Regions from separate parts of the Homo sapiens genome. Here all the other regions are linked to region 3. Evidence: chromatin contacts called from ENCODE Hi-C or POLR2A ChIA-PET data. All regions are on one chromosome and are shown on one strand. Each heading gives the region's core, a stretch centred on a gene start or an enhancer-like site at or near the end of the contact. The rest is flanking DNA. Distances are from core to core; before and after follow the strand shown. Region 1 overlaps LINC02608 (long intergenic non-protein coding RNA 2608). Region 2 has its middle 23 kb from the start of RD3. Region 3 overlaps INTS7 (integrator complex subunit 7).

Region 1 (4,395 bases), core at 934-3,433, 300 kb before region 3:
CTTAAGAGTTGTTACCTCCACACGAAAAGATTACAGTCCTCTCTATGTGTCAACGAGGCAAATATAACAGCCTGTCATAGTGGTGTAGAAAATGCCCTGGACTGGGCCGGGTGCAGTGGCTCACGCCTGTAATCCCAGCACTTTGGAAGGCCGAGGTGGATGGATCACCAGAGGTCAGGAGTTCGAGACCATCCTGGCTAACACAGTGAAACCCCGTCTCTACTAAAAATACAAAAGATGAGCCAGGCGTGGTGTCACATGCCTGTAGTCCCAGCGACTCAGGAGGCTGAGGCAGGAGAATCACTTGCACCCAGGAGGCAGAGGTTGCAGTGAGCCAAGATCATGCCACTGCACTCCAGCCTGGGTGACAGAGTGAGACTCCGTCTCGAAACAAAAAAAAAAGAAAAGAAAAGAAAAGAAAATTCTCTGGACTGTGTCCAAGGACCTGGATTCCAACCAAAGTTTTGCTACCGAGCACTTATAGAACTAGCTAAGCCTCTCAGTCCAGTTTCCTCATCTGTTAAATAAGGAATTGGGCTAGATGATCCCTAAAATCTCTTCCAGCTCTCGTATGCCATGGCTCTAAGGTAAATTACTAGCCTAGAATCATTCTCCACAATGAATACTATCTGCTTTCCACCAAAAACAAGGGGGAAAAAGGGAGAAAGAACAAGAAATTCAGATATTTTGTTTTCTCATATTTAAGGTGAGATGATTCTTTTTATAAAATTAAGATTATTTCTAACATCATTAGATCTTCTAAAAATAACAGGTTTATTAAATAAGAAATGTATATTTACTGTAGAAAAATGTAAATACACATAAGCAAAAAGAACTTAAATAACCTAAAATCCTTCCTATCAGAGACAGCCTCCATTAATATGTTGATGTATAAATGAAAATGTTTTTCTATACACACATATACATTTTTTCCTTCTGAAAATAGGATCAGACTATTCATTCTGTTTTTCAAGTGGATCCTGACATTTAGCAACATACTGAAAAAAATCTTTCTATGTTAATAAGTATACTTATATAGCATTGATTTCAACAGTTATATGGTAATCTGTTGTTTAGGTACATCCCCTATGGCTGGATAGTTACATTTATTTTTCACTATTAACAGTCTTATAAATATACTATGTGCAAACATGTATGTTTTTTAAGGCTTCTGAGTGCACAGCCAGCAGCAATACAGCATAAGTAGGGAGGAAGGAGCTGTCACATCCTTCTTTATAGATGCATGCACTAGGCAAGCTCCTCCTAACAATCAGATGGTTACGGGGAACCATTTGATTCCCCTATGCCATGTGACTACCACCATCCTGGTCACAACTGATTGGATTAGCATCCTTTTCTCCCCTAAAAGCAACCATCTGGGAGTGGCCCAAAGCCTATGAGGGGGCAGGAGACCCCTTCCCTGAGAGGGATTCCTACCTTGGGTGGTGGGTGGACAAACTGAGCAGATTCTCCCTCAAGTTACTGAACACAACACACACAAGAGGCCTTTAGTCAGCAAGGGCAGGAGCAGGCAACAGTGGATTCCCCACAACGTCAGAGAGGAAGGAGTCCTATCCAGTGTGGTTCCCAGAGCCGCCCTCCCTGGCTCCGGCTAGTTTAACCTGGAGGGTGAAGGGACAGCCTCCAGAGCCAGAGAACCTGGCTTTGGATCCTGGTTCCATCACTTCTTACCTAGAGGATCTCTGGTTAGTCCCTTTGCCTGTCTGACCCTGAGTTTCCTCATCTGAAAATGAGGAGATTAACACCTACTACAAAAGGTCACTGTGAAAACTAAACAAAATAATATATTAAAAAGCCTTTAGAAGAATGCCTGGTATAGAATAGGTAGTATTATGCCTCTGCTGGGAAGGTTTGTTTTACCTAGAACCACAGGAGTTTAAGGAGTGCTATAGGTCACTGATACCTGCAAGGACAAACTGGTGACTTCGGATACCCTGTTATTATTAGTTTACTCTTTAAGTGTTTTCGTCTCCTCCACCAGCTTGGCGAACTCCTTGAGGACATGGGCTTTGTTTTCTGTTCCATTTTACCCTCCACTGTGCCTTCGCAGGGTAAGCTCCTAATCTGTGATTGATTCTGCTGATTAGTGAGATTGTCTTTTCCTTGTTGAGCCAGCACAGCCAGTTTGAACCAGTGTAGTGGGCAGCTGGCCCGGCAGCCTAGCTCTCCTCCCTCCATGACAGCCTTCCAGAAGTAACTCTCCCTGGAAGGCAGGCAGAGCACAGCAGCCCTCAGCAGCAAGTGGAAGCTTTGTGTTCAACGCAGAGCCAGCCAAACTCTTGGGACTGGAAGTTGTCACCTATTGCAGTTTGCAGGCTTGAAAAAACATCCCCATCGAAGCTAACCCAGAACCTCCTACAGCATGTGCCAGGGCTGACAAAATGTAGAGGTGCAAGTCTGTTTTAGGGACTGCTTCCTTCAGGAAAGCCTGCTTCCTGAGAAGGCCTGAAGGACACGCCGTGGCTTCCCTCTCTGGTGTGTCCTGAGGCTAGAACCCCAAATAAAGGGAATGAAGTCATGAGGTCAGTGAAAGTTGTTGGTCCTTCTCACCGATTCAGTCCCTCCTGAACTTGCCTGCTGGCCTACCTAGGCCACCAAACATGGGCCTTGAATGCCTAATTGCCCAGCAGCTACCAAGACACGGTTTCACATAAGCTGGAGAGAGGCTCAGCTAAACAGGACAACTAGAGAGGAAGGAGATCCTGAGTAGCAGCAGCAAGTTTGGAGCTAAAGGTGTCAGAGCACAGGGATTCAAACTTTTTTTTTTTTTTTTAACATTCCTCTGTGCCAGGTATTAGACTGGGTGTGTTGCATAATAATATGCATAATAATAATATTAAAAGCTAAAACATAGTACACACCATCTGCCAATTACTATGCCAAGCATTTTACACATATTAACTCATTTAATCATTACCAAAAACCATTGAAGTAGGTAGTATTATTATCTCTATTTTACAGATAAAAAAACTGAGGCACAGTAATTTGTTTAAGGTCTCACAGCTACTAAATGGCACACCTGGACATGCACATAATTCTACTGTTATAATTTGAAACTGTCCCCTTTGAAACTCATGTTGAAACTCACTCTCCAGTGAAACAGTATCAGGAGGTGGGGCCTTTCAGAGGTGACTGAGTCATGAGGGCTCTGCCCTCATGATTGGATTGACTAGTCCATTCCTGGGTTAATGGATAATAGGTTATCATTGTGTGAGTGGGTTAGTTATCACAAGAGTGTGTCTGTTATAAAAAGCCAGGTTGGTTCTCTCTCATGAGCCCCCTCACCATGTGATGTCCCAAGCTGCCTTGGGACTCTGCAGAGGGTCCCCATAAGAGGAAGGCCCCGACTAGATGGAATCCTTTGTCCCTGGACTTCTCAGCCTCCAGAACTGTAAGAAATAAATTCCTTTTTTCTGCCTCAGCCTCCCAAGTAGCTGGGACTACAAGCTCCTGCCACCACACCCGGCTAATTTTTTGTATTTTTAGTAGAGATGGGGTTTCACCATGTTAGCCAGGATGGTCTTGATCTCCTGACCTCGTGATCCGCCTACCTCGGCCTCCCAAAGTGCTGGGATTACAGGCGTGAGCCACTGCGCCCAGCCAAATAAATTCCTTTAAAAAAAAAAGTACCTAGTCTCAGGGATTTAGTTATTGCAACAGAAAGCAGACTAAGACACCTACTGGAAAGCTTTTCAATTAAAGTCTAATATGATCATCTACACATGTATACATTTAATTCTCATAGTAAGTCTATAAGCTACGTTAATGTGGTCTCATTTTACAGATGAGAAAACTGATGGTCAGAGAGGTTAAATATGTTCAAGTTCCATAAGTAACAAGTGGTGAATATCATGCCAGTCCTGTGTGGCTCCACCACACCCTGACACAAAAAGAAGACCTTGCAAAAGAACAGGAAAATGCTTAGTGGGCTTAGGAAAGGAGGCCACTGCAAAACCACAAAAATTGGGAATATGCTACCCTGCAGGAGGTAGCACCCAGGCACAGCAAAGGGTGGAGGCTCCGGAACCAATCTGATTACTTGCCCCACTGCAACTTTCCAATCACACCAATTAGCCAGATTGATTTAAATCTGATAGTGGCAGATTTCTAAACGCCTTTTACAAAGGTGAACCTGGCAATGCTTAAAAACTGGCTCTAAATGCAGCCAAATCTCAAATAGAAAAATCTCCAAGCTTTACACTCTCTGCTCACTTTCTAAGCCACCTATTTTTTTTTTCTTTTCTTCTCTCCTTCCCAGTTAGGATAATTAAGATCTTAGAATCATAGACCTGGAAGTTTAGAGATGATTTAGCGCCCCTCTGCTTGCTTTAAGGCTACTTACTGCAACAGTTACCTCCCTCTGTATGTTTAAAC
Region 2 (4,765 bases), core at 902-3,401, 420 kb after region 3:
GAGTGAGGCTGGTTCCTGCTGTACCCTGGAAGTGGTTTTTTCCAGGCGCCTCTTTTTCCAAATTATCAGTTTGAGGCTGAGAGGGCAGGTAAGGGAGAAAGTGACAGTGAGCTAGGCATGGGGAAGTGGCAGCAGGTTGAAGCAGGATCCTGAGAAGACAGCACGGAGGGGCCCTGAGCTGGCTGGGCAGGTGTGGGGCTAGGAAGCCACACCCAGCTCAGTAATTCCCAGGGAGCTTCTGGGAGAACCTGGGCTCAACAGGGAGATCACAGGGCCTGCTGAGGCCATATGGGTGAGGCCTCGCCCTTCTTCCTGCTTCCTCCACCATGCAGTTCCTGCCTCTCCTCCCCCTTCACCTTGCATCCCTCCTCCTCTGCAGCAGCCCTCCTGCTCACACAGTTTAAGAAAGGCTGGTGCTAAGCCTGTGTGCACCACAGGTGGCGTCATGGGCAGGGTCTTTCATGATTTTTCTGCTGCCACTGAGAAGACGGATCATCATCTTTCAGGCAAGTTTGTAATAAACATTTAACGAATGAATGGGTTAGTGATGAACATTCGTTATCTAATTTGAACCCTTTACCAACCCTTTGAGGTAGTCCACACAGTTCCTATTAGTGCTGTTTACAGCTGGGGAAACTGAGACTCAGAGAAATTATGTGTCATCACGTAGGTATGCAGTGACCAGCTGGACTCAGAACCCATGACCCTAGTTCTTGCACTAATGTCCACTGCCTGTCTCTTTCACCCACCTGCACCCTCACAGCTACTCCTTGGGGTTCAGAGGGGGATGACTGGGGCGGGAATAGCAAGGACACAGGCATCATGGGGGCAGATTTGACCACACTGGCTCTGGGCTGTCAAGACAGCCAATCTGGGCTGCTGTCTCTGGCTGCTGTTATGGCTTCATTCCCGGGGCCACTCCACTTAATACAGGGACAGTACTTCAGGTCCGTCTGCCCAGTGCAGTCACATCAGGAGCACCACGGCAGCCGAAGTGAAACCTGGCCAGTCATAGGCAATAACCTTTGACCTGCTGGCAGGTGGGTGTTAGGTTAAATGTTAAGTGACCGGCCGGTCACGGTGGCTCATGCCTGTAATCCCAGCATTTTGGGAGGCTGAGGAGGGCGGATCACCTGAGGTCGGGAGTTCAAGACCAGCCTGACCAACATGGAGAAACCCCATCTATACAAAAAATACGAAATTAGCCAGGCGTGGTGGTGCATGCCTGTAATCCCAGCCACTGGGGAGGCTGAGGCAGGAGAATCGCTGGAACCCGGGAGGCGGAGGCTGCGGTGAGCCGAGATAGCGCCGTTGCACTCCAGCCTGGGCAACAAGAGCGAAACTCCGTCTTTAAAAAAAATTGTTAAGTGACCTCAACTATGTGGCCATGGGGAATTAGAGAGAGTAGAATAGAATCCCCTGTGGGTTGCAAGTGGGAGATGCTGGGATTTTTGAGCATCTTTACTGGTGATCCCTACGGCTGAATTAGGAGAGCTCTCCTGGCACCCGGGAAAGCTTTAACCTCTGGAGTGGCCTTCACAGGAGACAGCCTCAGGATGCTGGGAGAGCCCCTGACCCTCCACAACCTACTACCAATTCCTGCGCGCCGTTCCTTGGGCATGAGGTCCTGAACCTGGTGGAGGAAGGGTAGCAATGCCTTCCATTGTATTGGTTACATGCTTCTTACAGTCAATTAATTGGTTCGATCTTTTCCAGACAGTGCCGGGCTAGAGGCTGACCTTCCCCACTCCCGACCTTGGCTTCTTGAATAACCTCACAGGCCACGGGGCATGCGGGGTGCGCGTGCGTGGCTGGGCCGGCGTAGTCAGCCGGGCGGGAAGGTTTACGGCTTTGGGGAGGCGCCGCCTTGCCGCCCTGACACCGCCCCGCCAGGCCAGCCCGCCGCTCGGTGGCCCCGCCGGCTTCCCGCGGTCGGGACGGGCGCCCCCTGCTGATTGTGGGCGGCGGCGCACCGAGGAGCGGCCCCTGGGAAGCCCAAGACCTCGCCGCGGCTCGAACCCCGCGACCCTCGGCCCGGAGGGAGGTCCTGGCTGCGGGGAGCTGCCCAGACCGCGGTGACTCAGCTAGGTGGCACCGGGAGAGCTGAAGCGGGCGCCCCGCTGGGCCTGGCCACAGGACGGTTAATGATTAATGTTCCATACCGGGTGGAGACGTCGAAGGGGAGGGAGGCCCAGGGGCGCGTCTTGGCCCTGGCTGTGCCTGCAGGAAGCAGAGGCCCAGACGGGGAGAGACTCAGGCCTGGGCTGAGGCGGCTGGGGGCAGGGGAAGGAGCAAGCCGTGAACTCTCTCCTCTTCCCACCCCGCACGCCGCCCCCGTTCTCGATGCCCTTCTCCCCTGCCCCGGGAGCCTCCAGGCGCCGCGCTCCTCCTCCCTGCCTTACCAAATGCCCATCCGTGCCCGCCTCGGTGCCAGGCACTGCAGGCCGCTTTCATATAAATGACTGATTGCCTCTTGCCCATTTTACAGATAAACGCAGAAAGCTCAGGTGATGTGCCCATGGGCTCTCAGCTCACAGGCAGAGTGGGGATTCGAACCCAGCCCCGGACACAGACCAGGTGTCCTTCTACTACCCCACCCATTGCTGCCCAACTCCAGAGACACCTACACCCCAATCTACCAACTTAACCACCTGGGCAGAGGAAATAAGAGGCGGTACTGCCCCCGCCTACAGGGATCGCAGCTCCATTCTCTGCCCTCATAACTCATTACCCTAATTTTAGTCAATCAGAAAATCGTGTCAGGGCTGGACGTCAAGCTACCAGGGATAATGGTTCCTGTTGTAAAATGCTCCTTTGAGCTGAAAGCAATCGTGAAGTGAGGCGCCCGGTTCAAGGAGTCAGCCTCCCGACTTGAGAAGCCAACTGTGGTGGTGCCACGAGGCTGCGATTCACAGGCTCCGGTGGAAAGACCAGGGAAGAAACTTATTTACAAAAATGAGAATAAAAAATATTCTGGGCCGGGTGCGATGAGCCATGCTTATAATTCCAGCGCTCTGGGAGGCCAAGGCGAGAGGATCACTTGAGCCCAGGAGTTGGAGGCTACAGCGAGCAGAGCACCACTGTACTCCAGCCTGGACAACAGAGATATTGTCTCTAACAAAAAGGGAGGTGGGGGGAGGAAATAGTATTCTAACACGAAGCTGCAGGTTCTGCACAACAAGTTTAGGTTTTCCTGTTCTCTCTAGGGTAAATGAGGCATGCAGGCGCCTGCACCCTCCGGGCAAGGACAAGGCGTGTGAGAGTCTCTGGGTCTGCCCCAGCGACGCCGTCGGGCCTCTGGGCGGTGCAGCCTGGTCCGGCATCATCCTGGACGCGCGGGTAATCAGGGCTGAGGGAGCCCAAGGTACATTCTGTCCCTCACCACAAGATGTCGCCGCTGCTAATGGTTAGAGGGCTCTCAGCAAGACCAACTCCCAACCCCAGACTCTGAGTCAGAAACTCTGGGGTTGGGGCCCAGCAATTCGTGTTTTTCACAGGCCCTCCAGGGGATTCTGAAACATGCTCAAATTTGAGAACCACTGGTAAAAGTCATCCTGCAGGTCTCACTGCCTCTGACGTCTACCCCTTCTGCTAGGTGGTCAGGGCAACTCAATCTGTTACCCACCTGGAGTCCCACCCCAGTGCCCAACTGGGGCAGGACCTGGGATCTCAGAGCTTCAGTTTTCTCAATTGCAAAATGGGGATAGTAGTACCCACCAGACAGGGCTGTCACGAGGCTAAAATGAGTGTCTGAGAATGCATTTGCAAAGGGTAAAACCCTACATAGTAAGGATATGTTGTGACTGTTGCTTTTATTTGGAGTGACAAGCTGTAAAGCGAGTTGAAGGCAGCTGGTTCTGAAGGTTCCATCCTCTCTCTTGTCTTCTCTCCAATGCTCCTATTTCTCTCCCCACCTAGAATCACCTTTAAGCCACCCAGGGAGAGGCATGTTCAATGCACCAGCTTGCAGCACAGAAACAGCTTAACTTTCATCTAGTATTTGCCATGTTCTAGACCTTGAGTGGAAGGCTTTAAGTGTGTTATTTTATTTAATCCTTACACAGCCCTATGAGGTTGACACTACAAAGGATGCTGATAAGGCAACTGATAAAACACAAAGAGATTAGATAATTTGCCTAAAGTCATGTGGCCAGCAAGCAATAGGGCTGGATTTGAACTTGGGCAGCCTAGCGTACATTCATGCTCTCAATGGCTCTACAGTGCTGCCTCCCCTAAAGCTTGTTTCCCAAACCCTGCATGGTGAGAAGCAGCATGGAACTGTGGAAAGAGCACTGGGTTGGGATTCAAGGTCCTGGTTTTGCCATTTTCTAGCTCTGTGATCATGAGCGAATCACTTAACCTTTCTGAAGTAGAGCCTTGGGAGGGTTACATTACGTATCACACAACAGAGTGTCTGGTATAAAGTAGGCGCTTCATATATTTACTGTGTCCAACAGCCTCCTCTTTCCTCAGTGTCCCCTCCCTCAATCAGGCAAAGATGATTCTGGGATCCAGAGGGACAAAATGTATGCCCTCTTTCCCCATCATGTCCCCGAAAGGCGCATGATGAGGCTGGAGTCAGGGCCAGGAGACAGGCTCCAATCCTGGCCCTTGCTCACGGCAGTCTCCCCAGGTGCCCTGCCTGCCAACATGGGGTCACTGGTATTCGGCTGCTCTACTGTTTCCCCCTTCGATGGCCCTGAACCTACAGCTGTCCAGGGAATGCATGGAGTTGGTCAGGGAGGCTCTGCCATGCCCAATAGCT
Region 3 (4,780 bases), core at 1,128-3,627:
TCAAGAATAGTCACATGTTGAGATCACTGAATTGGTAAATTTGACCGCTACTCTTCCAAAATACATCATTTGCTGCCTGACTTAGACCTAGGATTCTGAGTTGTTCATTGGGAGGTTCTGACCAGTCACTACAAGGTTTATCCATGGTAGCAGAACCTGAGTCCTTCTGTAGATGGACTTGAAAGTGTTCCGTGCAACATCCAGCCTTCTGGATTATGAAAGCCCACAGTCTAACAGTATTGAAACATCCTGCTGTATTAGTTCAACCACATATTTATCTCTTCCTGTGCTAAAGCAGTCTTTATTATTTTCATATTTAATTGAAACAAAGAGCAGCTAGCAATTTCATAGAAAATTAATTTGTTTTTTCTGATGTGTCTGCAACTGTGTATAATACAGACATTTCACATTGTTTCCAAAAGTGAAGAACACTCATTTAATATCTTCAATGTTTTAAGTTAGAAGGGGTGGATCTTTTCCTTTGGTTGGTGATTGGTTTGGTTTATACTTGATGAGTTATGCTAGACTGATTGTTTAGAGAGAGCAGTCTCTTTATTACACAGGCTCAGTTTGTTGGGATGCTCAGGGAACAGAGTTTTCTGGTTAGCCAGAAAACCCCCTTTTTTCCTATTTTAATTCTGGTTGAAAACCATGATAAAATAGACTTTCTTAGCACAGTATGGTAGATATAACTTAACTGCTTTTTGATTGGGGATCATTTAGGGCTTCAGGATCACGATTTCTAAACATCAGGGATCATATGGTTGCAGATGCCGATGCTATAAGTAATTTGGCCGGATGCAGCTCCTAAGGTAAAGCAGGGTACTTTCCCTGGAATTTCCTTTTTAAATAAATATCTGTTTCTTTGCTTGTGTTTTGCCTTTTTCTCTTCAAAGTCAACATTAATTCAAAGGAGAATGGAGCTTAAGATAAAAAATAAAAAGGGGTTGTTGTTTTTTTTTTCTTTCTTGTCATGCGGCCTCTGGGACTGAGAAGTGATTTGCAACTTGGGTCTCTCCAAGATTGCTTGCCTTCATGAGCACAACCCATTGTACTGCTAACAGCCAGAACATTCTCATAAAATGTGTACAGATCTACAGTGTCCACGGTTGAATGACATCTCTTCAGATGCAGCCCAGTTGTATGAGGTTCACACAACCTACACAGTCATCTCAGCACCTGGGAACACGTGCTTAGGAAAAATTGCCAGAGCAGTGCAGAACCCCTTGTTCTTTTACCAGGTGTGGAAACAGCTGAATCAGAAAGCCTGGGTTTCACTCTTGGTTCTGGTGAATTAGCTGTGTGACCAAGCAAGTCACTTTACCTCTACATCTTAGGGGTTTTTTTTTTTGTCTGTCAAGTGACTGAATTAGACTGGTTTTCTGGATTCCAGCCTAGAGTTGTATTATCAAGTGACTGAAAGACTAAAAACAAACAAAAACATTTCTTAAATTGGAGATCTTTTTTATTTGTAATTAAGTGGCTATTTTCAGGGTTAAAGTTTACAATGTGGATTTCAAGCTTCTGGTGCCATTCAAGGTAGATTTCTCCAAAAAAGAAGCAAATCTTGTAAGCCATCAATTCCCTTTGAGAACTTCCCAAATGTTATGTTCTTAAAAGATAGGTTTTGATAGCTATGTTTATGAACTTTTTAACTTGGTGTATTATGGGCTCCTGGCACAAACTCAGAAAGGAATTTTTTTTTTTTTTTTTTGAGACAGAGTCTCGCTCTGTTGCCCAGGCTGGAGTGCAGTGGTGCAATCTCAGCTCACTGCAACCTCTACCTCCCAGGCTCCGGTGATTCTCCTGCCTCAGTCTCCCGAGTAGCTGGGATTACAGGCATGTGCCACCACGCCTGGTTAGTTTTTATATTTTTTAGTAGAGATGGGTTTCACCATGTTGGCCAGGATGGTCCCAAACTCTGGTGATCGCCCGTCTTGGCCTCCCAAAGTGCTAGGATTACAGGTGTGAGCCACCGTGCCTGGCCAGGAATTATTAAAATAAAAGCAAGTCCAAGAAGTTCAGAGTATAACTGAACTGAACATAACTCTGAAGCAAGAAAGACTTATTTTAGTATGTCCATTAGATCCAGGATTGGAACTCTGATTTTGTTTAGTAAAATATCTACTGAATTTTTGGCATCAACTGTTAAATGGTTATTTGTGGTGGGGGAAGCTGTTTATAACTTCAACACTACACTAATGAATGAAAAGAAAAATGAGATGCAGAAAAGAAAGATGCATACTAATTGTGAAGTGGGCATGTTCCCTAAATTTAGAAATATGAAGGGCACTTGCTGGTTAAAGCTAGGAAGACAGGACTAGTTTTTCTCAGTGCTTCGTCACTTTGCAGTGCAGTAGTGTTTCCTTATCTGCAGTTTTTGCTTTTCACTTTCACTTTGCTTTTCAGTTTCAGTTCCCAGAGGTGAAGATAGACCACATTCACATAATTTTTATTACAGTATATTGTTACAATTGTTCTATTTTATAATCACTTAATCTCTTTACTGTGCCTATTTTATAAATTAAACTTTGGCATAGGTGTGTATGTATAGGAAAAAATGTAGTGTATATAGGGTTTGGTACTATCCTCAGTCATAGGCATCCACTGGGGATCTTGGAACGTATCTCCTACTGATAAGGGGGACTGCTGTGTAGTCCAGTGACTGAGAGCACCAGCCTTTGGGGCCATACTGCCGAGGTTCCAATCTTAACTTTATGACCTTGGACAAGCTACTTAGTCTCTCTATGCCTCAATTTCCTTATTCCTAATAGAGAAACATATTAGTGTTTCATGGGGTAGGTATGAGAATTAAGTGAGTTAGTATAGAATTTACTTAGAACATGCTTGGCATATAGTAAAACAGATATATAAGCATTTGCTTTTATTATTACTACTACTGTCATTATCCTCCTTAGTATTTTTTTTTCCAAAGTGTTAGATCAGTTCTCACTGAGCATTTTATTACCTTGTCTCTGCTATTAAACACATTTAAGCTATCTTTCCTAATGCAATTTGGGTACATTGAGTAATAATGATCTAAACAAAATAGAATTTCTGTCTACTATGCTATAAATCATTTAATTAAAATATGTAAAGGCAGACATACAAGGAAATATATGTAAATACATTCTGCTGATTGCCTTCAGTGATGATAGCAATAGAATGTTGACTATTCAGAAATTAATGTATTCCAGCTTAAACTAAGACCTTCAGACATAACCTTTCTAGCGCAAACCAACCAAGATAGCAGGCAATTTGCAACTGGGGAATATGCCATTTCTCATGTTAAGATACTGTTCAGAGAAGAACAAACCAATTAGACAAGATCCTCAGACTAGGGTCCCAGAGAAGTCAGTTTAAATTCTATTTATAAGACTCATCATTAATCCTTAGATAAGTCACTTGATCTTTCTGTGCCAATACCTGCCAACAGAATATTGAGAATAAGATGACCTGGCACTTGGTATGTAGAGTATAGGCACCACTGACCAACAGAACTTTCTGTAATGATGGAGGCGTTCTAAATTTGCACTAACCGCTACAGCCACTGGCCACATGTAGCTATTGAGTACTTAAAATATGGCTAGTGTGATTGAGGAACTGAATTAATTTACTTTTAATTCAGTTAAATTTAATTATTTTATTTATTTATTTATTTATTTATTTATTTATTTATTTAGAGATGGAGTTTTGCTCTTGTTGCCTGGGGTGGAGTGCAATGGTGCGATCTCAGCTCACTGCAACCTCCGCCTCCCAGGTTCAAGTGATTCTCCTGCCTCAGCCTCCCAAGTATCTGGGATTACAGGCATGTGCCACCACACCCGGCTAATTTTGTATTTTTAGTAAAGGTGGAGTTTCATCATGTTGGTCAGGCTGGTCTTGAACTCCTGACCTCCAGTGATCCACCCCCATCGGCCTCCCAAAGTGCTAGGATTACAGGCATGAGCCACCATGCCCGGCCTCCTTCAGTTAAATGGCTTCATGTGGCTACTGCCTATGGAGTTGGAAAGTGCAGGGAATGAAAAATGAAAAAATGAGAACTGTTACCTTAAGACCTAGATGACCCTTAAGTGGATTTCTAGATAAGGGGGCCTACATTGGAATTCTTTGACTCACTAAAAGTTCCACACGAAAGAGTGTATAGATGACAAGGAGGGTATTTAGGTTCATGCGTTTGCTTTGCTTCTAGTATTAAATACTATGTTGAGGCCGGGCACGGTGGCTCACGCCTGTAATCCCTGCACTTTGGGAGGCCGAGGCGGGCAGATCACAAGGTCAGGAGATCGAGACCATCCTGGCTAACACAGTGAAACCCCGTCTCTACTAAAAATACAAAAAATTAGCCAGGCGTGGTGGCAGGCACCTGTAGTCCCAGCTACTTGGGAGGCTGAGGCAGGAGAATGGTGTGAACCCAGGTGGCGGAGCTTGTAGTGAGCCGAGATTGCGCCACTGCACTCCAGCCTGGGCGACAGAGCGAGACTCCGTCTCAAAAAAAAAAAATACTATGTTGCTCAATCAAACCCTGTTCTTTGCACAATGCCTTGGACTTAGCCTTTACCAGTCACATAGACAATAACAGTATGATGAGATGTAGTGAGAAGTCTAAAGTCTGGTGAGTTGGCTTAATTTGATTTTATTTTCTTCCTTCAACCATAATAATATGATATCCAGATTTTGTCTTTATGGAAGGATCTGTAAACACAGGCTTACCCATCCCACTTACAGGCAAGGCAAATGCTGCTTCTTGAAAAGCGGGGGTCTGGGTCATTATCCTCCT

Evidence for each region. A loop is a pair of places that touch in the nucleus more often than their neighbours do. ChIA-PET counts read pairs that join two places held with the same protein, here RNA polymerase II (POLR2A). Pooled maps may share reads with other maps.
Region 1: a map with no recorded cell type shows a loop between it and region 3 (10-fold over the local background). The contact joins two enhancer-like sites. A Hi-C loop is called at or near these places in 4 of 37 single-sample maps with no recorded cell type and 8 of 50 pooled maps. POLR2A ChIA-PET finds 5 or more read pairs at or near these places in 1 of 52 experiments (activated T-cell).
Region 2: a map with no recorded cell type shows a loop between it and region 3 (5-fold over the local background). The contact joins two enhancer-like sites. A Hi-C loop is called at or near these places in 4 of 37 single-sample maps with no recorded cell type and 5 of 50 pooled maps. POLR2A ChIA-PET finds 5 or more read pairs at or near these places in 1 of 52 experiments (K562).

Annotation. Positions count from the first base shown.
Region 1 is chr1:212,236,584-212,240,978 of GRCh38, reverse strand. LINC02608 (long intergenic non-protein coding RNA 2608) reads left to right here. Exons shown (of 4, transcript NR_125984.1): 2 at 2,003-2,072. Among named protein-coding and RNA genes, the nearest start is that of LINC02608, 46 kb to the left of the region's middle. Within about 2 kb of position 2,183, at least 9 of the 41 ENCODE cell types and tissues checked have a DNase peak (open chromatin) inside an H3K27ac peak, as active enhancers do.
Region 2 is chr1:211,512,782-211,517,546 of GRCh38, reverse strand. No RefSeq gene overlaps it. Among named protein-coding and RNA genes, the nearest start is that of RD3, 23 kb to the right of the region's middle. RefSeq lists silencers at 1,860-2,219, 3,232-3,321. Within about 2 kb of position 2,151, at least 13 of the 41 ENCODE cell types and tissues checked have a DNase peak (open chromatin) inside an H3K27ac peak, as active enhancers do.
Region 3 is chr1:211,936,493-211,941,272 of GRCh38, reverse strand. INTS7 (integrator complex subunit 7) reads left to right here. Exons shown (of 20, transcript NM_015434.4): 20 at 1-870. It also overlaps the pseudogene LOC124904505. Among named protein-coding and RNA genes, the nearest start is that of INTS7, 97 kb to the left of the region's middle. RefSeq lists an enhancer at 2,289-2,368. Within about 2 kb of position 2,377, at least 5 of the 41 ENCODE cell types and tissues checked have a DNase peak (open chromatin) inside an H3K27ac peak, as active enhancers do.